4 separate regions of the Mus musculus genome follow, and all the other regions are linked to region 3. A link is a contact called in ENCODE Hi-C data. All regions are on one chromosome and are shown on one strand. Each heading gives the region's core, a stretch centred on a gene start or an enhancer-like site at or near the end of the contact. The rest is flanking DNA. Distances are from core to core; before and after follow the strand shown.

Region 1 (6,668 bases), core at 1,718-4,217, 320 kb before region 3:
ACAGACATAGTAAAGCGGCTGGCCTTGCCAGTGACTCTCTAGTCAGGATTTCTGATAACCACCTTATATCTGTTTCATTTTCCTGCTCAAGGAAGGATAGAGGATCCTTCCGGCTGTCCACTCCTGATTTACCCACAGAGATACCCTTGGATGCCCAGTGCCAGGCTGGAGTTAGTAGACTAAATCCCAGGCTCTCTCTGTCTCAGTTAGGCAAGTAAGGCAGGCCCATACTCCTGCCCCGAAGGCTGATATCCCCTAAGGCTCTTGGGTATTCTTCCAGCCCCGGCCCCACCCCTGACAACTTGTGCATAGGGTAGAAGGCCATCCTACACTGACTGTGGGGGAAAGATATGGGGCCCAGTTGAGGATGCATCTGACCAAAGATGGCATGCATGCAGGGATCAAAGAGAGAGAAAACCTGCCTTTCTCAGAGGGGGAGGCAGAGGTCTAGACTCCTGGGAGCTGACAGGAGGGGTCGAAGGAGGGGGAGGATGTCGGGGAGGTGGGAGGGCTAAGAACAGGCAGGTTGTAAAGGAAGGAGCTATGTAGGAAAAGCTGAGCTGCTCCCCATGGCTGGGTGTCCCAACCCATAAACTTGTTGGGCTTTGGTATCATTTGCATAATGAACCGTAATGAACCTAATGATCACTACCCCTGGGCCTCTGCGGGAGCTTTGCAAAGCTTTGGCCTGCAAACAGGAAGGGCTGCCATTGCTGCTCTCCCCTACCTGACTCCTGCCTCTCCAAATATGACCCCGTGTTCCAATTCAGGACCTGCAGGTACAGAATAGCACCCACCCCCAAGCCCGTCCTTTCCTTTGTGTCTAGAAGGAACTGTGGAGCATGACATTTTATATGTCCCTTTGACCACCATGGTGACATGTCCCCTGGCTGTCCCTTTGTGGTCTCCTAGCAGCTGTGGGCAAGATTGACTGCTCTCTCTCTCTCTCTCTCTCTCTCTCTCTGCTCCTCCCACTTTGGAGTCCACCATTGTTCTGAAGTCCATCTCTCCTTCCTTCCTAAGTCTCAGCCAGGGCTCTGCCCACCCTGGGCGAGCTCTTTAGCACTGAGCCATAACCCAGCCTGTGAGGCTCCAAGATAGTGACTCTCTATGGACTCCAGGTTTCAATCCTTCTGCCTCCACCTCCCACTGCTGGAAGATTCCAGGCATGTGCAGCAGCTCACCCTGCGCTCTCTGGCCTTTCCTGCTCCATCTCCCATTGTCACAGTTAGGCTGGGCACTGTGCTGTTCCCAGCTGGTCTTGCACGGCATCTGGCTCTCAATATTATGTCTGTTTCCCGAGTCTCTGTCTTAGCTTTGATTTCTCCTCTAGTGGCAGGCTCACCTTCACAAGATTGTCTCACAGTTAGTCAGGATGCCCCCAACAGCAGCCTTGAAGCTTTCTCACAAAACCTGCTCCTCTATAGTGTCATTTTGCATCGGGTAAGTGCTTAGCCTCCATTGGTCACTGAAGTCAAAGGCCCAGGACCAGACACACTTTTCCCATTTCCCTCCAACTCCCAGAGCCTGCTCCCTTTCCCCAACACAGGCATCTTTCCCATCTCCTCTGCTTTCCAAACAGCCTCAATCGGCATGTGACCATCGCCTCCTATGGCATCATCTGGTCCAAGCACAGCTCTCCTTGTGGGTTATGGACTGTAGCTGATGTGTAACTGGTGTGTAGCGGGTGTGTAGTGGCTGTGTAGCAGGTGTGTAGTGGGTGTGTAGCAGGTGTGTAGCTGGTGAAACCTGCCTTCTCTCTTGGACAGAATGGTTTTGTAGAATTTTTATATTTTTAAAAAACTTTATTTACTTTTCACACACATACATGTAATATGTGTGTGTATGCATATGTGACCACACATGCATGTGTTCACAGACATGCATATCATGATTTGCGTGTAGAGGTTCGAAGGACAACTTGTAGGAGTTGACTCATTCCTTCTAGCATGTAGGTGAGGAGGGTCATCAGGCTCTGTGGCAATTACCCTTCCCCGACGAGCCATCTCTCCAGGGCAAGGTGGGTCATCAGACTCTGTGGCAATCACCCTTCCCCGCTGAGCCCTCTCTCCAGGGCAAGATTACACTTCTTTATCACAACGCGACTTAGTTTCTTCGATTCCCCTAAAAAGCAGATACTGGGAGAGCAGGGGCTACTTTTCCCTAGATGGGTCTCTGGGGTCCAGGACAGCTCCCGATGCATGGAAGATGCTTGCAGCCACCAGATGGTTGGAGAAATGAGTGTGTGGAGTATGGGCTGAGTGGGAAGAGTCAGGGCGCCTGGCTCTGTGCACCCCATCTCCTCCTGTTCCCCATCTGCAGGAGGGAAGGGTGTGTTACCACATCTCTAGGACTTTCAAGGACCCGGGAGAGTTCTAGAATGCTGTACCTCATGCCCATCTGAGTCTTTATTCCTCAGTAAAGTCCGAGTCAGTCACTCCCATCTCTCCCTTGCACAAGGTGGAGTGAGCATTAGAGTCAGCTCCACAGGTCCCCACGTGCCTCACAAGCATCCTGACATTGTAAACCATGGGGAGGGCTCAAGGGGCTGGGCTCTCTGGGTGGGTTGTGCAGGATAGCCTGTCACACACACAATGTTAGTTCCCAGGGCCTTGGAAACCTCAGAGTCATCCCAGGGTCTAAATGGCAGAACTGGCTATCAGTGTACACCCTGGGTTGTCAGTGGCTGAGAAGACTCTATCTGCAGCTTTCTTCCTGGCTACCTGCTCAGAAGGCACTGATTGCGGTCAGCAGGCACCTGGCACTCTACTGTCTCCTGAGCTCAGTGTCAAGGCTTCCATAGGAGATGACAGCCTGGGGCTTCCCCTTCCTTTTCCACCGGGAGGCGCCTGCATTCCAGTGGTCCCACGGGCTGGGGCAGTGGCCTCTCTGTGCTGATAAGCTGGATATTGGTCACAGCTAGAATCAGTCTCTTTCCAGAAGGGGTAACTTGGAGGTCCTGTGGAGAACTCTTGGAAGTGGCTGCAGAGGAAGTCCTCCCAGGGCCTGGGCACCATGAGGTGAAGTAAGGACAAGATCTTAATCCTGGGCTGGGTTCTTCCCTGGAGGATGCTGGGAAGGGAGGCCAGGTAGGTCCAGCAGAGACTGACTGAACTCTGAGACTCTTGAACGTCTCCCAGCCTTAGACTTCATAGGCAAAGCTAGGGTCACTTGGGACTTGCTCCAAGTATTACAGCCAGCAAGAAGCAGAGACACAGTGGAGGGGACCACTGTCACTCTCAAAGTCCCTTCTGTCATTTGAGATGATCTTATCCCATGTGTCCCTTCTTTCTTCTTTCTTTCTTTCTTTCTTTCTTTCTTTCTCTCTCTCTCTCTCTCTCTCTCTCTCTCTCTCTCTCTCTTTCTTCTTCTTCTTCTTCTTCTTCTTCTTCTTCTTCTTCTTCCTCCTCCTCCTCCTCCTCTTCCTCCTCCTCCTCCTCCTCCTCCTCCTCCTCCTCCTCCTCCTTCGCTCAGCTGCCCTAAGCTAAAATCTTCCCCATAGTTCACAGAGGAGACACACCTGCCTGCGTGCCCACTGAGTAACCCTACAGGGACAAGAAGACAGCAGAGGTATGATTGCTTGGGACTCTGAGGACACTGAGCTGAGGGAAGGAGGCTTACACTCGAGTTCTGGATACCTTCTCTCTGGCCTGGCCTGAAGGAGGACCATAGAGGGGCTCCTGCTCCAGACTCTGGGCTTCTGCTGACCCTTACAGTGGGAAGTCCATTGACTCAGAGGGCCAGCCATTCGTTCTCTGCTGATTGGGCCTATGCTGTGCTGAATCCCTACCCTGAGCTTGTTCTAGACCAGGCTAAGAGCGATCGATAACTGTGAAGGGGTAGACACATGCTGCCCCTGGCGGGGGGGGGGGGGCTCCTCTGAGGCCCCCTTACTGCCTCTTATCCTCTGGGGGAGGTTCAGCATGACTTTCTCCATCCACCAACATCTGCCTCCCGTCTCACCCCAGAAGCACTGCCTTTGAGCTCACGGGGTTTCCTCCTCAGCCCCTTCAGAGTTTCTGAGATGCCAAGGAAACCAAGAAAGCAAAGTGACTCCTGTGACTGGTGGGGCTGCCCTGCTGCCCCGAGAAAGAATGCTGATCCTGTGAAGCTCTCTACTCTCCCCATTACCTGAGAGTCTTAAAGCCCAAGCCCCACCTAACAGACCTGTGCATCCCAGGTACTTAGGGACATGAGGCAAGAGGATCTTCTTGTCTTCAAAGTCTGACTGAGCTTCAGAGCGAGTTCAAGGCTAGCCTGGGCAATCTAGTGAAACCCTGTCTGAAAATCAAAATCAAAACACAGGTTGAGGGTAAAGCAGAAAGAAGGCTTACAATATGGTTCAATGGTGGACTATTTGCCTAGCTCACACTGGTTCTAGATCCAACCCACAGTGTGACCAAAATCATGATGAAACCTCATGAACAAAATATGAATGAAGTCCCAGGTTAGGGGCTAACACCATGGCTCTGGCTCCAAGAACTAGGGTAGCTCCTGGGGAAGGGGTCAGATTAAAGGGTCTGGTCTTGGTGTTGGCCACACTATCACTCACTACAGAGTCAAGGCTGGTCCCACTGCTGCTGGAGTAGGAGGAATGATGCCCACAACTGGGGCTGATGGGAGGCTTGGGAGAGATACAGTGCGAACGAGTCCTGTGCGTGTAGAACATGGCCACTTGCCAACCAAGGACACTTGGGGTGTGTTCCCTGAACCCTTCCTCCCCAGACCTCAGGAGCCTCATCTGTAAAATAAAGTTTAGATAGCACCTCCTCCTGGGGCAACCAAAAGGTCTAGATGAGGTGGCACATACAAAGAACCCAATCCATGGTAACTGCCCAAGGAGCAGCCCTGTGTATAACTGGAGACCGAGGCAGGCTCTGGGAGAAAGATGGCTGCCTGTCAGTTCTTAGATCTCTATTGAACACCCAAGAGCAGAAGTATATGTTGCAACTGATAGGGGGCCGACTCTTGCCTGAAACTCTCATAGCCAAGAGAGCCTCTCTGAAGGGGAAAAGGGACTAGGCTTTGTCCTGAAGGAGGAGGCTGACCCATCTGGGAACTGATGTCTCTCTTTAGGCTGTCCCATGAGACTTGACAGTTCAGAACCCTGAAGAAAGCGCCCCAGGTGATCCTGTGACCCACAGGCTGAAATGTGACTTTACAGATGGGTCTGAGATGGCCATTTCAGAATTGGAGTCATGGCCAGGAGAGAACCTGAATATTCATGAAAAGCAACACTGAGTCCATGCCAAGCTTAAGCCAAGCTGGGAATACTCGGGGTCCAGAAGTGTGGCTGAGGGAAGGGGGGCCTCAGAGCAGGGACCTGGGACCACGGATGACATCAGGTCCTGTGGCTCTGGTGCATTCCCATGGGCTCCAGCACGCCTAGGTGACCCTGAGTCTGGCTTGACCTCCTGAGTGGACTTTTGGTTGTGAGGGAGGACGGGGCACAAGTGGTTTCCAGAGACTGGCTGAGGGCTGCTTGGCTAACCAGGCTGAAGGGTTTGAATTCTCACCCACAGGGTTAGCTGGGGTCAATATACACCCACCAGTCAGGACCCAGGCAAGAGACACAAGCTAGCCATCCTTTACCTGTACTTTTTGTCAAATCAAACCCACCCACCGGCCTCTCAAGTAGTGGTTCTCAACCTGTGGGTTGTGACCGCTGTGGGGGCAGGGTCAAGCCAACCCTTTCACTGGGGTCACCTAAGACCAGTGAAAAACACAGATATTTACATTAGGATTCGTAACAGTAGCAAAATTACAGTTACGAAGTAGCAACAAAAGTAATTTTATGGTTGAGGGTCACCACAACACGAGGGACTGTATTACAGGGTCACAGTATTAGGAGGGTTGAAAACATCTGCTCCAGAGCCTTGTATGCTCTGTTCCTGGTCTCTCCACCTTGCTCTCTGACGGTCACACTGCCAGTCTTCACCCCTGAAGCCCTACTTAACATTTAGCATCCTGGCACTGCAGAAAACCTCTTACCTGTCTGAAGGGTTTTGTTTGAGGTTAGCATACATACCAGTTGACTTGGACTTCCTAGAACCCTACTGGACCCCAGCTTCTTGAAGAAAGATCTGGCTTCTAGCTGTCTGATCTTGTGGTATCTCATCTGTAGCCTGGCATACAGACTCAGACCTCAGGAGATATTAATGGTTTTTGATAGACCAACGAGGGAAAGGTGAAGCCAGTGAGCCTGTTCGGAAGGGTTCTCTAATTCTACTCTGGGTGCCCAAACTCCCCAGGCTGCCCAGATGAAAACCAAGGACTCAAAGCACCTCTGGGAAGGCATGAAGCTTAAAAGCTGGTCACTGTGAGCTACTAATCTAACACAGTGCGATGGTCCTATAATAGCCAAAGTCCCTAGTTTTTCAAATGCCAATCTAGGGAACACTAGGAAGGTATTTTGTAAATGTGATTATAGTCTATAACCAGTTGACTGAGTAAAGGAGAGGAGGCTAGCCCTAGGTTATGGTGCAGGACAATCTATTCTTCCAGATAGACTGCCCAGGTTTGACACAATCACCTGAAAGACCTTATGGATTAGCTGAAGAAGGAGTTTGCCTCTGTTGATGAAATTCTACCTATTGACAGGAGCAATGATACAAACTGGGGACCATTCTAGCTTGCCTTTCTGGATGGCCTGCCCCAGATTAGGCTAA
Region 2 (6,580 bases), core at 986-3,485, 370 kb before region 3:
CACATGACTAAACCTTTCTGTGCCTCAGTTTCCCATCTAGGAATGATGAACCCATCTATCTACTTTCCTCCCCCAGATCAAGTGAAAGAATGCCAAGGTAGATGGCCTGTAACTTGGTAGGCCTGGGTGCTGTGCACTGGCTGCCCTGGCTGTACCTAGAGGAAACCACTGGCCAGCAATGCCAATACCATCCTGGTAAGGTGGTTGCTCCCACCAACGTTCTTCCTCCCAGAGTGTCTTTCTCACTGTTTACTCCAGAACAATGTTTACAGTCCAGCTCTGGGCCCCATCTCAGGACTTGGGGCTGAGGCTCCTGAGAGGCCACACAAAAGGTGATGGGCTAAGGACAGGATCAAAGGTTAAGACACTTCGGAGTCCTCCTGACTCTCCAGCAGCCTCAAAGGGTGGGGCTTCCTGGGACCGAGGCTTCCTTGGCTTCTTACCTAACCGGTTTGGAGGTTTTCAAAGGAAGGGCTGAGTCAGCATGGTTTATCTAAGCAGTAAATGACCATTTGGATTCTTCCTGGGGACAGCAGCCTGGACAGACATTAGCCACTCTCAACATTAGGAGCAGTCCTTGTTTAGTGTGAGAATCTCATTGAAAGACACCCAGAGAAAAGCCCAAGAACTGCATAGGTCCTATTCTGGGTTGCATAGATTGTGTCCTCCTTTAGGGGAAGGGAGGGGGCACATGTGCACACATGTGTCTCTTCCACAGGGACTTTCTCTCGGCCACTTCTTCTCTCTCACACTGCAGGTACCTTACAGTCACCCTGATGAGTGCCCATGTCTTTTCTGGGCACTTCACAGCGTTGACAGACTTTGTTGTTAGATCCAAGAATCCTGAGAAGTAAATATGAAATGGCTACACGAGGCTCACAGCCAGCTTCTCAATGCACAGAGGCCCAGGAAAGCCAGAGCACAAGCCTGGAGGCCTTTCACTGGGAGCCGCCACACCAACTTTCTTTCCTAGCCAGGCCCAGTAAGAAACTGAGGCTAGACTTGGAGAGGGGCATTGTTCGCTGCTGCCCACACGCACACTGGACAAAGGACAGATGATGCACACTGAGGATTTTGGATGCAAATAGATAAAGAAAGGCCTTGCCCTGAGGCAGAGGCAGAGGCAGAGGCAGATAAACTGACAAACAACTGTCAAGTTAAAGCTAGGCCTTTCTGCCAACAATGGAGGAGACCACATTAACTTTCTCAGCTTTGTGATGCCTGGGCCTTAGCTCCCAACCAGCTGAAGACCTTTACTCCCACACACCAGAGTGCAAGTACCCAGCTACCATTCTGGTTTCGGTTAAGGAGCCTTTTCTCCAGATAGACACTTTCTTTTGATCCTCTGGGTCAGTCAGCCTTGTGGCTTCATTTTGGTTTGTATCACCTGCCTCTCTTGATGGCACCTGCTAGGTGTTCTCACTGTAAGCAGAGCCAGAGTGGTTCCCAGCCTCACATAAACCTCTGCGTTTATCACACTGATTCTTTTTTCAGTTCTCCCACGTTCAACGACGTGGTGTGCCCTCTGATTATGGAGGGAAAAAGTCCAGCTGGGCATTTGATGCTGTGAACAAGCAACTTGGAGCTGGCCTTTCTCTTTCCTGCCTCCAAACCTCTGCCACCCACATAAGAGCCCCAACTAAGCATCAAGATGTTGTCTATTCCCTTTCTTTCCCCATGAATGACCCTATGGCCACCTCCTCCTGGCTTGCCCATCCCTTCAGCTCGGCCTCTCCAAGAGCACCGGTGCTTCCCAGGCAGGCCCCCAGCCTCCTGCTGGAAGTCTCTCAGTCTCTGACCGCAGCGCCAGAGCGCCGCCGGGAGAAACTGATCCAACCCTTCGGTTCAAAGATGAGGAACTGAGGCTCAGAGATAGAAGTGACCGCGAATCAAAGTGGCCTTCAAATGCCCGCTTTCTCCCGGCCTCTCACCCCTTCGTCCACACCAGCGCGACTGAACTCTCGGTAATGTGGAGGGCTGGTGGGGTTGGAGAGTAGCGGACGGGTGGGGGACAGGGCGCCGGGTGTCAGCACCCACCGGCCCAGCAGGTCCCTCCCGGTCTGACCCAGACTCACTTTGCCGAAAGCGTGTTGATGGAGCCGGTGACCAGCATAAGCCCGGCCAGGAACAACTGGTACTTAGTCCAGGCCATAGTGGTGGACACGAGAGACCACTTGAATCAGCAGCTCCAACCCGGGTCACCCGGGATGTGGAGTCTCCTACTCAAGAACTTCCGGGCCGGGAGTCACATGACCCCACTGGCCCACGCCCCACGCCCGCTAGCCCCGCCCCGGAGCTGCCACCGGTCTTTGGTAGGAGAGCTGGAGAAGCAGAGTGCAGGGTCCCGGGCCAAGGCTACCAGATTTTCTTTTCTTTTCCATTGCTCGGCTTCCTTTTCTTTTTGTAGTGCTAGTGTCTCATGCATGCTGAGCGAGCCCTGTACTTCTGCAGCGTACGCTCCCAGCCTCTTGGCCTCCCGGTTTGTAAAATGGGCGCTCGGGGTCATGTAGAGATGCTTAGGCAATCTTAGAGCATTTTATAAACAATTTTGAGAGGTTGAGACTGGCAGTTGGTAATAGTTACAGCGTGGGAATCTCTTTTCTCCAGGATCTCCAGAGAACTGGAGTCCTGAGAGAAATGTCCCTAGGGATCCCAGCCCGTTGAATTGCTCACATCTTTCAGTAAAGGGAGCATTTGAGTTGAGTTGTAGCTTCCAGTAGGGTGTTTAACAGCTAAAACACAAACTGGGTGTGCATTCCTAGCACTTGAAAAATGAAGGCCAGTTTCCACTATATAAGGAGTCTGAGGCCAGACTGAGTAACTAAGTAAACAAATAATTAAAATAAAATGAAAAATGAAACCACAGAAGCCAAGGATTAAGGTTATGCTTATGAGTAGCAGTGGTGTGTGTGTGTGTGTGTGTGTGTGTGTGTGTATGAGTGTATTATATATATGTGTGTGTTGGGGGTGTGGACTTGAAGATAAAACACCATGGCTTTTGTATAGTTCCTGCATTAAGCTTCCCCACGTACCCCTGAGGACCCCTATAAATATTGTTTAGAAGCATCCCTACAGAAAGACCAGACCTCGGTTTGTGTGTAGAGGACTTCTAGCATTTAATTAATTAGTTTTTGAGACAGGATCTTGTTATATAAGCCAGACTGTCTTCCAGCTCACTGTGTACTCCAAGATGGACTCCAGTTCATGACTGGCTGTCAGTTTGTTAAAAAATAAATTTATTTATTTGTGTGTTATTGGAGGGCACTTTCAAGGCATATGTGGTACATGTGGAGGTCAGGGAACAACCTAGGGGAGTGGGTTCTCAGCTGCCAGCTGCCTACCTTCCTGTTCCATGTGATTGGCAGCTCATGCCCTACCACAGGTAAAAACAAAAACCCCCAAACACGCTTGATGGCCATTTGACCCACCATACATAGTCCCTCTGTTTCTGAAGATCCTATTACTGCAGGTATGAAAAAAAGGGTGTTTTGACCACTTCTTCCTGGTTGCCTTGAACTTGTAAACATGTATAGTATACACTCAAGGGACTGTAACATCTGTTTTGGGAGATGAGGTAGAGAATGTATTATAAGTAGGGTCTTGAACAAAAATATAGGAGGCTATCGTACAGACAGGGAAACATCTTTCATGTAAGAAGGGTTATGTGTTGGATAGCTCTTGGACCTACAGAACATTCCAGAATTTTTCTTCACGAGAGTGTGCTCTTTTCAGTGAAACCAGGGATAAAAGATCCAAGAGGTGACTTCTGAGCTATGTGTCCCCCACAGTGCTTTTAGTTTTGTGTCATTTCAAAGGAAGTAGTAATTTATCCAAAACTGTTTCCTGAGACATTGGAGACTAGATGAAACACAACTGTGTCCTAAAGGGACACCATCTGCCAGGCCTCCCCACCCCTATTCCCCATGGGAGACAGTTCTTATCGACTACAGTAGGACTCTGGGCTATTTTCCCATAGGTTCAGGCCAAGGATACTTGCCTGACATAAACATTACTAATGACATTGGTGTCACTAGCCCGACATGATGTCACTAGCAGAGCAGTCTTTGTCTCTAGAGTCACATTAGAAAGTGAATTCTAATTTATTATATCATGCTGTAAGCACTCATCAAACAGCTGTCTCTGAAGTCTGGTACACAGGAGGATTTATTGGCAAAAAAGCACGTAGAGCCTACCACGTGTAAGGTCCAGAGTCAAGTACCCCTCCCAGAGTAACCAGACAAGAAGTTCAGGATGAGACACTGTTGCATATGCCAGAAAGATATTGCTGAAGGGATCCTGGTATAGCTGTCTCGTATGAGGCTATGCCAGAGCCGGGCAAATACAGAAGTGGATGCTCACAGTCATCTATAAGATGGAACACAGGTCCCCCAATGGAGAAGCTAGAGAAGGCAACCAAGGAGCTGAAGGGGTCTGCAACCCTATAGGTGGAACAACAATATGAACTAACCAGTACCTCCAGAACTCATATTTCTAGCTGCAGTAGCAGAAGATGGCCTAGTCAGCCATCACTGGGAAGAGAGGCCCCTTGGTATTGCAAACTTTATATGCCCCAGAACAGGGGAATGCCAGGGCCAAGAAGTGGGAGTGGGTGGGTAGGGGAGCAGGGTGGGGGGAGGGTATAGGGAACTTTCGGAATAACACTTGAAATGTAAATAAAGAAAATATCTAATTAATTAATTAATTAATTAATTAAAAAAGAGAAGTTCAGGATGTGGTGGAAGAGAGAGGTGGACACTGACCATCTGCCATATGAGGGCCTGTAAGAGGCAAAGGATGCTGGAGGGAAGGATAGATTTCTCAGGGAGGCAGGAGCCAGGTGATGACAGTGACAACCAGAGCTGTGTTAGATCTAGTGTTCAAGCCTGTGTCCAGAGCTTGACCTCTGCCTCAGTTGTCATAGCAGCCTGTAAGTGAACTAGCCCATTTCACCAAAAATACCAAACACTAAACACAATGAGTTTTGTAATAGAGAAAGTTTATTGGCAAAGAAGCTAAATGTAGAAGTGGGAAATTACTTTCTCCTCTTCCTCTGCATTCCCTTCCTCTACCTCTCCTCCCTTCTCCTCCTCCTTCCTTAAGATAGGATCTCTTGTAGCCCCAGGCTGGCTTTCCTACACACTCCTGATCCTTCTGTAACCCCAAGTGCTGGGATTGTAAGTGTGTACCACTGTGAATGGGTGTTTGATCTTCTTCTGATGGTTCTTGGGAAAGGCTTCTAAACTCCTAGGTATACATACTGACATTTGTCAACTCTTTTATTAGTAATGTTTAACAGATGAGTGTGGCCCATTGAGCAAAGGCTTTATTTAGTCTTGTGAAACTGGGATTCAGGAAAGTTTTAAGCAGGGACTTGAAGGGAGAAAAGGATAGCTCCAGGAAGAGAGGAGGTGCCACTTTCTGCAGCAAGACCATGTGGATGTCCTGGAGTGGTTAGACAGTGCTCATTCCAGGGAGTGACTTACCGAGAGTTTCCAGGTCTTGTCCACCAGCTGGAATTGACCTTGGAGATGAAAACTGGAATTAGCATGCCTGCCTACCCTAGGCAGGACGATGGGTAGATCCTCAGGGCCTCAGGAAGCAAATTGCAAGTGGGTCGGGATGCTTCCCCAGAAGCTGCACAAAAGCCACACTGCTTTTCCTTTCTGCAAAGGGAAACAGACAGAAGTGGGCACAAAGCAACCAGAGAGGATTAGTTTGTAAAATCCATCTAGAAGATGCACTAAACCTCAAGCTGGGCCATCAAGAGAGTACATCACACGCCACATAAACTTAAGTCACTTTTCAGTAGACCAGGAGCATTTTCAACAAATGTGCATGTTACCTTCAAAGGGCCTCTAACTTCCAGTTCCAAATAAATGCTTATCTCAGACCCTGCTTTTGTATTCAACCAATTGCCAGTCTGCCTGTGGCTTGTCTGAGAGCCTAAACATTTCCCCCTGACCAACTTAATCACATTCTGGATTAGAAAAGAATTATCTTATCTTGGGAAGGGCATAGATAGGTGTACAGATGGGTAAAGTCAAACTCGATTTTAAAAACATTTTTTGCTGCATATCCGGGGGTCATTTCCCCTCCCTACATCCGGTTCCCTGGCTGGACTGTGACCTCCCTTCTGGACAGGCTGTGTGTGTTGCTGGTCCCTCCCTTTAAGGTGGTATTGAGAGGCAGTCATTTGGGGTTGTGCTTAGAAAAGCAAGACACATGAGAGAAAGAAGGTGGGTTATACCTTTGGGGAGAATTTGAGGCAATGGAGCCAGGCCAGATCTGGCAAGGATAGTGTGTGACTTGTTTACTCCATGAGGGAGATGAGTGGACTGTCCACACTCGCAGACAGGTGTGGACACTGGTTCATAGCTCCTTTTGGCTGACTTTACAGCTGGTTTCCATGGTGACCAGAGATAATTGGAAAAAAAGTCACTTGCTCCTTCCAGCTTCAGGCCCACACATGGCCACGCACAAGCATCTTTTTCTTTCTTATCTCTGTTCCTCTACCACCCCCTCTCTTTCTAGCCAATGCTGATCACTTGTTTTGGGGTGAATCATTTTACTTGTTTTGGGG
Region 3 (5,913 bases), core at 2,254-4,753:
CAGGGGGATTAAAGATGTGTGGCATGTCTGCATCCCAGCAGTCTTTGGATGTGACCCCTTGCCAGAGCGGCTGTATTGCTGGATTAAAATTCCTCTACACTTTCCTCCCTCTCTTCCTTCCTTCCTCCATGTTCTTCTTTTTTTCTCCCTTTCTCCACTCTCCCCTCCACTCTCCTCCTTCCTCTTGTACTGAGAATTGGCACATGAAAGATCACTGAAACACACACCTCCCCTTTACCTGGAGTAGGCCCATTTCCTCCATTGTGCTGAACAAATTATTATTATTATTATTATTATTATTATTATTATTATTATTATTATTATATTTTATGTGAACAGGTGTTTTGCCTGCATGTAAGCCTGCGAACCATGTGCCTGCCTAGTGCCCACAGAAGCTAGAAGAGGGCACTGGACCCCCTGGAACTGGAGTTAGAGACAGTTGTAAACTGGTATGGGGTATTAAAAATCAAACCTAGTTCCTCTAAGAGAACAGTCACTGCTTGTAACTGCTAAGCCATTTTTCCAGGCCTCTTTCATGTTTTGTCTTGACTTGTTTTTGAGACAGGGTTTCATTATGCTGCCCTGGCTGGCCTGGAACTCCCTATTTTGGCCAGCTGGCCTCAAAATCAGAGATGCCTGCCTTCCTCTGCCTCCCAAGAGCTAGGGTGATAGGAATATGCCATCACACCTATCTTTTTTAAAAAATAATATTTATCTATTCATTTGTCTTGTGTGTGTGTGTGTGTGTGTGTGTGTGTGTGTGTGTATGTGTGTGTGTGTACTCAAACCATGGCACACATATAGAGGTCACACTGTCTTCTGTTCAAACAGCCAATCAGAAGCATCCATCACATTCAACTTCAAAATTTGTCCTGCGTCCATCTGCTTCTCTCTAGATTATTGACACAGAGTCCAGGCCAATCCCGTGCCTCACCAGAACCAGAGTAGTGTCTCCTTCCTGCTCGGGTCTCCTCAGTCACACCTCCAGCCCCTTTACACCAGTCCCCAAAACAGTGAGCTGAATAATTTGAAGGTGAAAGTGACGCTCTGCCCATCAGGAAAGTGGCCTTAATTTTGTTTAGACATTATCACATGCTATTATCACACCCAACAAATATCTCCCCACCCCAACCCCTACAAGACAGAATTTCTCTTTGTAGCCCTGGACATCCTGGAACTCTCTTTGTAGACTAAGCTGGCCTTGAACTCAGAGATCCTCCTGCCTCTACCTCCCAAGTGCTGGGAATAAAGGTGTGTGCCACCACGCCTGACAATGTCTTAAAGTAACCCAGCAGTGCCTCCTTACAAAGCTAGCTTTTTCTCAAGCTCCAAGCTATCCTTTCTAGCTGCCTGGCTTTAGGGCCTACTCCCAGGAGTCTCCTCTCCCCTTGCTGTCCTTGTCATAGATCATAGTTATAGGGACACTTGTCCTCTCTCTCTCATTAGAATATAAACTTCCTGCACATCACTGAATTCCCAGTCTCTTTGGGTTTTTTTTTTTTTGCTTGTTTGTTTGTTTGCTTTGCTTTTTTGTTTTTGTTTGTTTGTTTTGGTTTTTCGAGACAGGGTTTCTCTGTATAGCCCTGGCTGTCCTGGAACCCACTCTGTACACCAGGCTGGCCTCGAACTCAGAAATCTGCCTGCCTCTGCTTCCAAGTGCTAGGATTAAAGGCGTGCGCCACCACCACCTGGCCTGCTTTTTTGTTTTTGTTTTTGTTTTGTTTTTAAGGTTTATTTATTATTATATGTAAGCACACTATAGCTGTCTTCAGACACACCAAAAGAGCACATCAGATCTCATTACGGATGGTTGTGAGCCACCATGTGGTTGCTGTGATTTGAACTCAGGGCCTTCAGAAGAGCAGTCAGAGTTCTTAACCACTGAGCCATCTCTCCAGCCCCCCAGTCTCCTTGTTAAACACCACAGCAACAACCAAGACCATGATCCTCGGACAGCTTTGGAGATGGATAAATGTGGCATCACTTGGAGACAAGTAGAAGAGCAGATAAGAGTCCAGTTCATCTGTTAGCCAAACAGCAGCAACAGACAAGCTTACTAAGGATGCTTCTGCCTTGCCCAGTTCCTGAACCAACCCCAGTTCTCATCCCAGAACCTCCTAACCAAAGAGGTGGCAGGGATCCCAGGAGGAAGAACAGAGAACACAATGCAAATACATAATGTAGTGAGGCTCCTAGCCTTTCCCCAAGGGGATTGAAGGTCATCAGGGAACTGTCAGGGAAGGGGATACCCAGACAGTGTTAGGACAATTAAAAACAGATCTGAGTTACCATGACAACAAGAGATGCTAACCATGATCACAGCCTTGCCCAACTAGGATGGAGGCACACAGACCTCCATCTTGTACTTCTGCTGGGTCTGTAGACCACCAAAAGTAAAAGTGGAATGAACGACTTAGAAGTTGAACAACTGTCACATGAAGTCTGGTGACTAGTGGATGTCCCTTAAACTTTACCTAAGCTAATAAAGACACCAAAGCCTAGGGAACATGGTGGGAATGCAAGTGTGGTGGCTCCTATCACATCCCCTCTTAATTCACAGGTCTGGCACTTGCAGTACCTGGATGGATTCTAGACAATGATCATCAATGTCCGCAAGCACAAGCAAGCAGCCACCCCGCCTTTGCTACAGTAGATCCGTCGACATGGCCTTGGGCCCAGGGAGTGTGGCCACTAAGTGAAATGAAAGCTTTTACTCTTATTTTATTTTTATTTTGAGGTGTCAAGGCCTTCCTACGTAGACTAGGCTAGCCTTGATCTCAAAGAGATTTGCCTGCCTCTGCCACTCCAGTACTGAGATTAAAGGCATAAGCCACTAACCTGGCTTTATTTTATTTTATTTTTTAATTTTAAAATGGATCAAGATGCTCATATCTGTGTGGAACACACAATCACATATGCTCACTGGCTGTGATAAGGTATTCTCAGTAGAATGGGGATAACCGACTCTTTCACAGATCGCGGTCCATTACATCTCGTCAACAAACTCTAGCCTCTGGAATAAATCTGACCTAGAACTTTTTTATTTTTATTTTCAAATATTGGGACAGGGTCTCATTATGTAGCCCTAGCTGTCCCAAAACTCACTGCTTGAATGTTCTAGAAGAAAAGTTTTTCTGTTTACACCCAGGGCGCGCGCGCGCACACACACACACACACACACACACACACACACACACACACCTTACCATGGAGCTCCCACCCAGCCCGGCCCCAGCTCCCTGCAGGGCACTCTGGGCTCCCCATCGCACCACCCGGCCACCCAGCTCACCGCCTTCGGGCTTCCTGACGAGCAGCGATGCGCAGGCGCCGGGCCTGGATCCGCTCCTGCGGGTTATCCGAATGCACCGAGGGTCCGAGAATCGGGGTGGCTAAGTGTTCTTCCCCATTCTGCTCTAGGACCCCAATGGTTCCTGAGGGATTCATGGCGGCGTCTCCCACCCACTGGCAGCTCCGCCTGGACCAGCAGCCGGGTTGCTAGGAACAAGCCGTTGCCAAGGGAAAGCAGTCACCTGACCCATCTCTGGCTAGCTGTCGCGCGGCGCTCCAGCCCAGCTTCTCTGTCAGGCACTACGAGTTGTATATTTGTATCCCAAATGTGGACTTGATTCCCCTTGCCTGAAGTTGGTTTGGAGGGGCTGACTTGACCCCACGAAGGCAGATGGAACAAACCGCACCGCATCTCTTTCTGACTCAAAAGCCCAATTCATCATCCACCTTACCAAATGAATATTCCTAAAAGGCACTTTGCTCCAAAATAACTGAGTACCTGCAACATGAAAAGCATTGTATTATATAGCTAGAGACAGTGGCGTCCTTTCCTTAAGCTGAGTGGGAGACCACCTCAGCCCATTGCAGTTTTGGAAGTGTGAACTCAAGTACACTCATCATCTGTAGCCATGACCGAAAAAGAGGTGGGTTCAGGAGAATGGTTGGGGGGGGGGGGGCGGGGAAGAACCCAGGACACCACCGCTCTCTCAAAGCAGCAGTCTGCGGGGGCGGGGGGGGGGACATCATGCCTTAGGCACCGTGTGTCCCCTTGTCAACAAAATAATGTCCTGGGGCCAGAGAGAAGGCTCAGCAGTCAATGTTTATGGCCAAGGAGAGTGACCAACTGAGTTCAATCCTTTAGGCCCACACTATGGAAAAAGTACCAGTACTGATAAATTGTCCTTTGACCTTCACATGCCACAGTGGCATATGGGCACACAAAATCATAGGTGTAAAAAGTGGTTTTTTTTTTGTTGTTGTTTTTTAATGTTCTCTTTAAGAATTAAAACTATGCCTGTGGGCTTGTGGTACGGCTCAATGGTAAAGGGTTTACCTACACCAGTTGGTTCGTTGGAGCACCTTGGACAGGACACACAAAACAAAACAAAAACACCACTCCTGTAATCCCAGAACTCAGGATTGTGTTCCAGGTCATCCTGGAACACAATGAGACTCCATTTCTAAACTAAATTAAAATAAGAAATGTAAAGCCCTATACCAAAATAATAATAATAATAATACCCACCCTTATAATAATAATACACACAGACATGCAGACATAGTGGTTCACAATCAGCCCTCTGGGAGGCTGAGATAGGAAGACTGTAAAGTTCTAGGCCAAGCAGGGCTACATTTCAAGACACTATCCCTAATGCAAACCACTCGACAGTTTTATTTTTGTAGCATTGGAGACTGAACTTAGGGACTCAGACATGCTAGACATTCCTTGATGATGAAGGGGTTTTATGGCTTAGGGAAGTTGCAATGCAAGAATGAGTTTGCTGCTGGGGGTGGTGGCACACGCCTTTAATCCCAGCACTCAGGAGGCAGAGGCAGGCGGATTTCTGAGTTCGAGGCCAGCCTGGCCTACAAAGTGAGTTCCAGGACAGCCAAGGCTACAGAGAAACCCTGTCTCGAAAAAAAAAAAAAAAAAAAAAGAATGAGTTTGCTGTGTAAAACCTAATCCTCTATAATAGGAAAGCCCAGAAGACACACCCTTCATAAATCCTATAAGATGCAAACTGGTGAGAGGGCCACCAGCACATCTGAAGGGCTTTGTGGTCTCTGCTTATGCCAGACCTTAGGGTTGCAGATGCTGCTGCTCAACTGAATGGATGAAAGGCAATGGGATTAACTGGGCACTGAGGTAGCAGGGGCCAGTGGCAGCACTGAATCACCAGAAGCAAGATGACTGCAGTTATATGGGCAGCCTAGACAAAACAATGTTCATAATGATGTAACTCATAATGGTCAGCACAGGCAAGACAAATTTTATAACGGCATGACTCATACAGACCTTTGGTACTGGCTAATCACGGTGTTTCCAGGCATGAAGTAGATAATGAGCCTATTGCATTTATTTCATCTGTATCAGAAAAAAAAATCTCAAACAAATGAAAGAAAGGCTATATCGGATTCTGGCAAAAGGCAGTCTCGGCCAGTGCATCTATTTCCAGACTTGAGCCAGTTTGCAGACCCAGAACCCCTTGAATGAAGGGGTAGCCAGGGTCCTCTAAGGAAGGACCTTGAGAAGACCCCTAAAAGTTTTGCTGTTAGCCTTTCTCCAGTTCTTCCTGAGAGGGAGCTACAGCCTTTGATAAGGGTAACTGTACACTGGGGGAAAGGAAATGACCAGACTTTCCTGAATACTGGTCCTGGGAAATCCCAAGAAACGTTGCCTGCTTATTTGGATTCTGGAGCCGGCACATTCCTCACTCGGGTGTGGTACTCAGGCCCATTTACTAAGTGATTCAGAAAGCTGCTACCTTTGTGTGGGGCCTGGACAGGAGAAGGCTCTTCAACAGGTCAAGGCTGCTGTCCAGGCTGCTCTACCACTTGGACCATATGATCCTACAGACCTGATGGTACCTTGAGGTGTCAGTAGCAGATAGAGATGCTGTTTGG
Region 4 (6,632 bases), core at 1,024-3,523, 350 kb before region 3:
TGTGATGGAGGGACAGGACAGGGGCAGAACTGGCAGGGTCTCATGGGGCACTGTTTGGCATGGTCAGCATGCTTGAGTGTCCTGTGTGTTGACTGGATGATGGAAGATAGCAGAGGGCTGGTTTGGGGACAAGAGGAGGCTACAGGGCTCTCAAGGGGCAAGCATTGTGGAAAAATCAGCTTGCCTTTCTGTGTAAAGGGCTGGGAGAGGCTCCTGAGAGGACTCTGGACCCCAGTGGGTGCCAGCACCTGCGTCCTGGCCTCAGAGAGGGTTCTACTGTCTCTTTTGTCGTTCTTCCCAGCTGACTGTGGAACAGCCAGAAATAGAAGGAGGGGGCGGAGGAGAACGCATCGCTTCCATGTCTAAGTTCCTTACCCGAGCCTGAGGCTTGGTCTGTCCTGGGAGCAGGGAAAATACCAGTGCTCAGTGGATTTGATGGAAGTTTCCAACTGAGCTAGACTGGATGAGGGACCTCTCTACACCAAAGAAAAACACAAATCTTTGTGACTGGCCCTCTATGTCCTTCAAAAGACAGGAACAAGAGGTACAAACCAGGCTAGTGTTAAGCCCTGAAGGGAAGATGAACAAACCACCTAGCAGCCCTGTTTCTTCCTCCTTGTGGTCCTCCAGGCATAGACTGTGCAGTATCCTATTACAGAAGGGCCATGGGGTTTTCAATAGTAGCACAATGCATTTGGGTCCATCACCTTCCATTTCCCATGACAGGAGCTCCTCTAGTTAGGGATCCTGGTATTTCTCAGTAGCCCAGCAAAGCCCTTTGCTTTTTTCTCCCTACCATCGACATTGAATCTAGTGTTTCCCTAAAGGTCACAAGATGGCTGCCACAGTTCTGAAGGGTACACAGATCTGTCTAGTCAAAGTATAGGGCATATTTCTATTCCTCTGATGCCTTCTTATAGGAAAAAGGCCTTTCCCAGTAGTCCCACTGAAGCCATCCCTGAAGAGCCCCAAACTGAGACAGGACCTAATGTTGAGGTCACTGGGATCAGCTGAATCCCTGCAGGGGCCTGGGTTCAGGGAAGGAGGAGCCTCTGAGAGATGTCAGCAGTCTGTCATCAGGCAGAAGGTTGCAGAAATGGCTCTTGCTTCGGTAGTCCACTGAGTCTGCCACAATGACCCTCATGATGAGCTCTTGGTGGGCCGTGAAGTCAGTGGAGGCAGCATCTGAATGTTTGCCTTGTGTTCCTAATGGGAATGGCTTTCAAAGCAGAAGAGGGGATGAGTGTCTGTGTGGCACAGCAAGCTCCTGGGTAGGAGAAACAAGAAAGCTGTCCTTGAGAAAGGGGTCAGGCTGATGGGGGCATCCAGGTGTATACTTACAGGAAAGGGAAAGAAACAACTGGGTATTTGACCCAAGAAAGCCTGGAGGTTCCTGTCCCTGTGGAGAGCCACTTTGACTTGTTTGGATGAAAGCATCTGCTGTCCAGTGACAGCCTCAAAACACAGCTGTTGTCTCAGTGGAAGGAAGACATGATGGTCCTTAGAGTTAACACATAGTGGGAGATGGAGTCACTCAGAGCATGGGGTCCTGTGGGCTGGGCTGTTCAGCAGATTCTTGCTTGGGAAGGGCTAAGCAGCAAGGTTGTGGTTCATGGGAGGGCTGAGCTCAGTCCCAGGTCCTAGAAGGCACATCCTCTTCCATCTTTGAGAAGGGCCAGAAGACATCTTTACACAGGGCCCCCAGCAGGTAAATGCCTAAAGCTTTGTTGTTCCTCAAATTAAGGCAAGGCAGAACTCTTCACTTAAAGAGTGGGTAAAGCCCAGAGCGAGGCCAGAGGGCCTGGCAGACTCTCTACCCTGGGACAGTTCTGCTCTCCAGGGTTGGATCCTCACAGTCTATTGGCCCAAAGTCTCTCAGCCCTGATGTTGGAGAGTTCAAATCTCAGGACTTCTGGGACTTCAGTCTGATCCCGGAATGAGATCACAGCATTCCATGACTGTGTATGGCCTGTGTACAGGTACCCTATTCCTGGGAGCAAGAACTGTGGTAGATGAAGACGTGTAGAGGTGGCCAATGAATGTAGGGTCAGAGGTGTGATTTTTGTTCCCTCCTGCTGAGGGCAGAGATTGTTGGCTGGACATTTCACGGACAGGGTGAAGTACGTGAAGAGTCCCTTACACTCTGTCCCTATTTGCCAATGAATTCTTGGAACTGTGTCCACCTGGATCCTCCTTAAGCTTGGGACCTTGTCCAGCCACCAGAAAGCTGTAAACAACAGGGCACTGGCTGTCTCAGATCCCTTAGGACCTGACTGCTGTTCTGGCCCAGCACAGCAGCCACTAAGGAGACACTTTAGGCTCTGCTCAGTGCCTCTGATACTGAGTTCTGTGACCTTGGTCACAAGGCAAGACCTTTATCTTTCTGATGAGGGTGTCAATTCTTGCCTAACTTACAGTGTTGTCCTTGTGGTCAAATGCTGTTGATGTAGACTCTCCAGGTGTGTGCATCACTGACTAGAGGGGATCAAAGAGACCAGTACCATCAGAATCCCATCTATGAGTCCTCTATGCAGCTGGGAGACAAGGGGATGTGAGTCTTCTAGTTTGTCCAGATGTGATGTAAATTTCCAGCATAAAAGTGACTCAACTCCAGGATTAGAACTTTCCTCCAAAGTCAGAGCAGAGGGGCCAGGGTTCTGAGCTTGTGCATGCTCTTGTGTGCATGTGTGCATGTGAGTCTATGTGTCTGAATATGTGTGTGTGAATTACACACTCTTGTGTGTATGTGCATGAGAGTCTGTGTGTCTGAATATGTATGTGTGTGTGTGTGTGTGTGTGTGTGTGTGTGTGTGTGTGTGTGTGTGTGAATTGGGTGTGTACATGTTGACAAGCCAGGTTCTGTGGCTACTAACCCTGGCTGTGCCAGTATCTTGTTTCATGAGCTTGGATCTATCATTTCTTTTCTGTGAATCCAGTTCCTTTTCTCTGAAAGGTGGGCGCTGGTCCTCCGATCTGGGCACCTGCTTCACATACGTCTATTTCTCGATGTCCTTTGGCAAGGGTGGGGGGAGAAGCTGGAGGGCAGTTGCTTCAGCCACAGGGGGACACTGAGTCCACCCAAGGCTGGGCTTGTTAGGCTGTGGAGGAGAGGGAGCCTTGGTCTCATACTCTTCAATGGCCAGACCTTTTCTAATGACAGTGACCACTGCCAGGCAGTGAGCAATATGATGAGTGAGGGCACGAGCTTCATCCACCAACATTAGCCCTGGTTCCATGTTCAGCTTTGCTATCAACTCCCTGCCTGCTGTTAGACCAGTGGGCTGGCTGCTCTGAACCTTTTTTTTTTTTGGTACATAATGAGCTTTGCTAGTGTGTATTTCATGTTGTTAGAGCTGCCAGTTACAGATGACTTACCAATTATTAAAGTTTATATTTACCTGTTTGTTTATTAATTCATTCATTTATTGAGAACTTTATGTAACCCAGGATGACCTTGAACTTGCTATGTAGCCCAGGATGACCTTGAACTTCTGATCCTTCTACCTTTATCTCCCAAGTGCTGGGATTATAGGCATGTGACGCCTTTAGGCAGTGCTAGAGATCAAGCATTGGCTTTGTGCATGCTAGGCAAGTACTCTACCAACTGAGCTACATCCACAGACCCTAGTTGGGGATAAGAGGGAAGGATAAGACCTACTTCCCTATCAGTGATATTGTGACAGCCGAGGAGGTCCCCAAGTGTGCCCTGGGAAGTCTGGGAAGTATCAGGCCAACAGAGGATCTGGTATGGAATGAGTTTGAGTGTTACTCAAAACGAGCAGTGGTTTCGCTGCAGGTCTTCTAAAAACTTTTACTAAGCTTAGAGTTTTGTGGAGTTCAGACAGTGGTGATGTGTGCATCCTTCTTCCAAATTCATTAGAGCAAGGACTACCCTTCTCTTCCTTCTTGGTGTTTTGAGACAGGCTATATGCAGGCTGGCCTCAAACTCATGCCAATCTCCCTGCCTTAGCCTTCTGAATTGGAGATTGCAGGCATGAGTCACCAAGCCCAACTTAGCACCTCCCCTATGAGCGGCCACTGGCTTGCTTAGAGAGGAGCTGCCATTGCATCCCTCTTTTCTCTTGGCTCCCAGGAAGCTTATTCCCATTGACTCTCACCCAAATCCCAGTGCTGGTGGGAACTTCAGACATTTGCTCCCGTTCCCTCTCCTCTGCAGGCTTTCAACGTCCATTTTCCTGTGTCTTTCAGTTCAGGCAGCCTCAGAGGTGAGGAGGTTGGGGGCATGTGGGGGGGGCACTGACAGTGTCTGGACACGAAGATCCTGTGTTAGTGCTGAGCTCTGGGTAGCTCTGGGTGGGACTGGGGTGCAGGCCCCCTCTAGGAATCCCTGCAACATCTGTTTGTGATACTTTGTCCAGGGCGATGTTGAAAGTAGGGCAAGAGCCATGTTTGTGTCCCGCAAAGCACTGCTTAGGAAAGTCCAAGTGACCATGTGCTGGACACCACTGACCTCCAGAAGGACTCACCTCTGCTGACGCTGTATCTCATAGAGCTGAGCAGCAAACCTTTGGGCTTTGATTAAGACGAAGTAGTCTTAGGAGTGGATGAGCCAGGTTTTTACTGTGCCCAAACAGAGGCCAGTAGATTACCAAGAAACATGCCATAGAACCTGCCTGCTGTTACTTCAAGGGATGCCTAGAGATTCATCCCAGGGAGGCTGGTGTGTCCTGGAAAGGGCACAGGTTTTCTTTGAACCCAGAACCTCTCCACAAATATGTCCTATCTCTCTAGTTGGTCTAAGTAGATAGAAGGAAAGATTAAGGGAATGTGTCTCTAGCCCAGGTCCTTGTTTCTCTAGCATGTCTTTATCTGTGAGTAAAGGGAATCAACCAAATAGGTCCCAGGTGGCATTTAAAACAAGGAATAGAACGGATATGCACACCCTGAATGTGGTAGGGTGGTTGTGAGTCATGGCGTGCAGACAGATTTTGGTGCCAAAGGTATTACTATGGTTCATGCTTAGGGAAGCCTGGATACCCTTGGCTAGTTGAGTCAGGTGTTGGTACCAACTGGGCACAGTGCATCTGCTTTCTATATATCTGTCTTGGGCTCTAGGGTCCATCCCCAAGCATGTGCTACTCTAGACCATGAGTAGCACACCCTAAGAAAAGGTATTTGTGATGTGCCCATCTTTGAAAGTGATATTAGTGTGTGTGTGTGTGTTGTGTCCATCAGGCTACTGGGGTCAGGGAGGAGCTGAGGTCACCCCTGGAGGCTGGGGCATGTCCTGTTTGACTCTGCAGTCAGCTGAGGAGACAAAGTGGGGAGTCACCAGCTTTGCTTCTTATCCTACCTAGGTTGCCATTCATGGCTGTGTGACTCAGGGCAAGTTACTTGCCCTCGTTGGCCTCGTTTACTTGTGTACAGAGGGAGGAAAGGGCCCAGTCATTTCTAAGGTCCTGTTCTCACAGTCTGTTCCAGGAAGACGGAATCTTCTGAGCTCTGGATCTTTTGAGAAAATCCTAAGTGAAGCCAGGCTTCACTCCCAGGTTTCTACACAAGAAACCTGCACCCAAAGCAGTCTGAGAAGCCCCAGGGGAACGCACTAGGTGAGTGGTGGGACAGGGTGACAGGGTGACAGGGTGAATGACTAATGACAGAGGAGCGGGAACCAGAGCCTGGTCTCCATGGACAGCATTTATTAGGCGCCATTCTCAGTGTGAAGACAGATGGGCAGGAGCTGCTGAAAAGGGGGCCAGGGCAGCCACAGCCTGGGGACTTAGGGGCTGCCCGGGTGGGTGTGGGGATGTCACCCACACATATTGCATATTCTGTGGCAGTGTGCCCAGGCATAAGGCATTGGGGAAGCAGAAAGGCTGCCTGCATGGGAGGGGGTGAGACAGGAAGTGACAGTGGCCTTCTAGTTCCCTAGGCAAAGACCCTACAGGAGACCAGCAGTCCCCCATGCTTAGACCCTAGGGCCACTCTGCTGCCTTCCCCACCCTCTCTGTAACTTTGGTTGTGGCTCCCTCGGATCTGACGGGACTTGACCCCTCGAGGGCAGGGTCACACACAGGACAGAGGCAGCCAGCACTGCCTCCAGCCCAACATAAACACAGACAGCACCTCTCCAGCTGCTGGGTTCCATTCCCCCTTGACACAGGGGCCAGCTCCTCCACACGGACATGGGATACACACAGGCCAGATTCCTTCCACCTAAGGATTTCCCAGGACCTGGAGGACATGGTGGGGCTCTCTCTCTACCTCCCCAAATGGTCACATTGGCCTTACTCAGCAGTATGGAGCTAGGCCTGGGAACAGTGAGCAGAAGGCAGCTCTGCAGGGGAAAGGTTTCCCTTTTCATGGTACTGGGAATAAAACTTGGGGCTATACCCATAGCCCCACACATACCCTTCTGTTGTCCTGGTTTCCACCTCCAGCTTGTCCCCAGTAGCAAGCCACCCTCCACTGGGTTGCAGGTAGAGGAGGTAGAAGGCATAGCAGGCCCAATACCTCCTTCCCTCCAGAGGGGTGTTCCTGGCTGCAGTGGAAGTTACTCTAGCAACTTAGGATGCATTTATCCTGGCTTCTAGGCCAGGGAAAACGTCCCAGGATATACCTGTCAGCTGTCTGGGCTGCTCTGCCCAGTCCCTGAACTCTCAAGAGTGCCA

What was found. A loop is a pair of places that touch in the nucleus more often than their neighbours do.
Region 1: a map of T-helper 17 cell shows a loop between it and region 3 (4-fold over the local background). The contact joins the enhancer-like site here to the promoter of Drc1 in region 3. A Hi-C loop is called at or near these places in 2 of 37 maps with a recorded cell type or tissue (T-helper 17 cell and T-helper 2 cell).
Region 2: a loop to region 3 is called in a map of T-helper 1 cell, with 3 times the contacts of the local background. The contact joins the promoter of Slc35f6 here to the promoter of Drc1 in region 3. A Hi-C loop is called at or near these places in 3 of 37 maps with a recorded cell type or tissue (T-helper 1 cell, T-helper 17 cell and regulatory T cell).
Region 4: a loop to region 3 is called in a map of T-helper 17 cell, with 2.8 times the contacts of the local background. The contact joins the enhancer-like site here to the promoter of Drc1 in region 3. A Hi-C loop is called at or near these places in 2 of 37 maps with a recorded cell type or tissue (T-helper 17 cell and T-helper 2 cell).

The regions. Positions count from the first base shown.
Region 1 is chr5:30,597,738-30,604,405 of GRCm38, reverse strand. The region is part of intron 1 of Kcnk3 (potassium channel, subfamily K, member 3); the gene reads right to left. Among named protein-coding and RNA genes, the nearest start is that of Gm9899, 12 kb to the right of the region's middle. Within about 2 kb of position 2,967, at least 1 of the 3 ENCODE cell types and tissues checked has a DNase peak (open chromatin) inside an H3K27ac peak, as active enhancers do.
Region 2 is chr5:30,643,594-30,650,173 of GRCm38, reverse strand. It overlaps Slc35f6 (solute carrier family 35, member F6), which reads right to left and starts at 2,235. Exons shown (of 6, transcript NM_175675.3): 1 at 2,076-2,235. The coding sequence starts at 2,152. It overlaps Mir5625 (microRNA 5625), which reads right to left and starts at 2,238; the gene lies at 2,159-2,238.
Region 3 is chr5:30,278,983-30,284,895 of GRCm38, reverse strand. Drc1 (dynein regulatory complex subunit 1) reads right to left here and starts at 3,503. Exons shown (of 17, transcript NM_001033460.4): 1 at 3,290-3,503. The coding sequence starts at 3,444.
Region 4 is chr5:30,624,277-30,630,908 of GRCm38, reverse strand. Kcnk3 (potassium channel, subfamily K, member 3) reads right to left here. Exons shown (of 2, transcript NM_010608.2): 2 at 5,639-6,632. Among named protein-coding and RNA genes, the nearest start is that of Mir5625, 20 kb to the left of the region's middle. Within about 2 kb of position 2,273, at least 1 of the 3 ENCODE cell types and tissues checked has a DNase peak (open chromatin) inside an H3K27ac peak, as active enhancers do.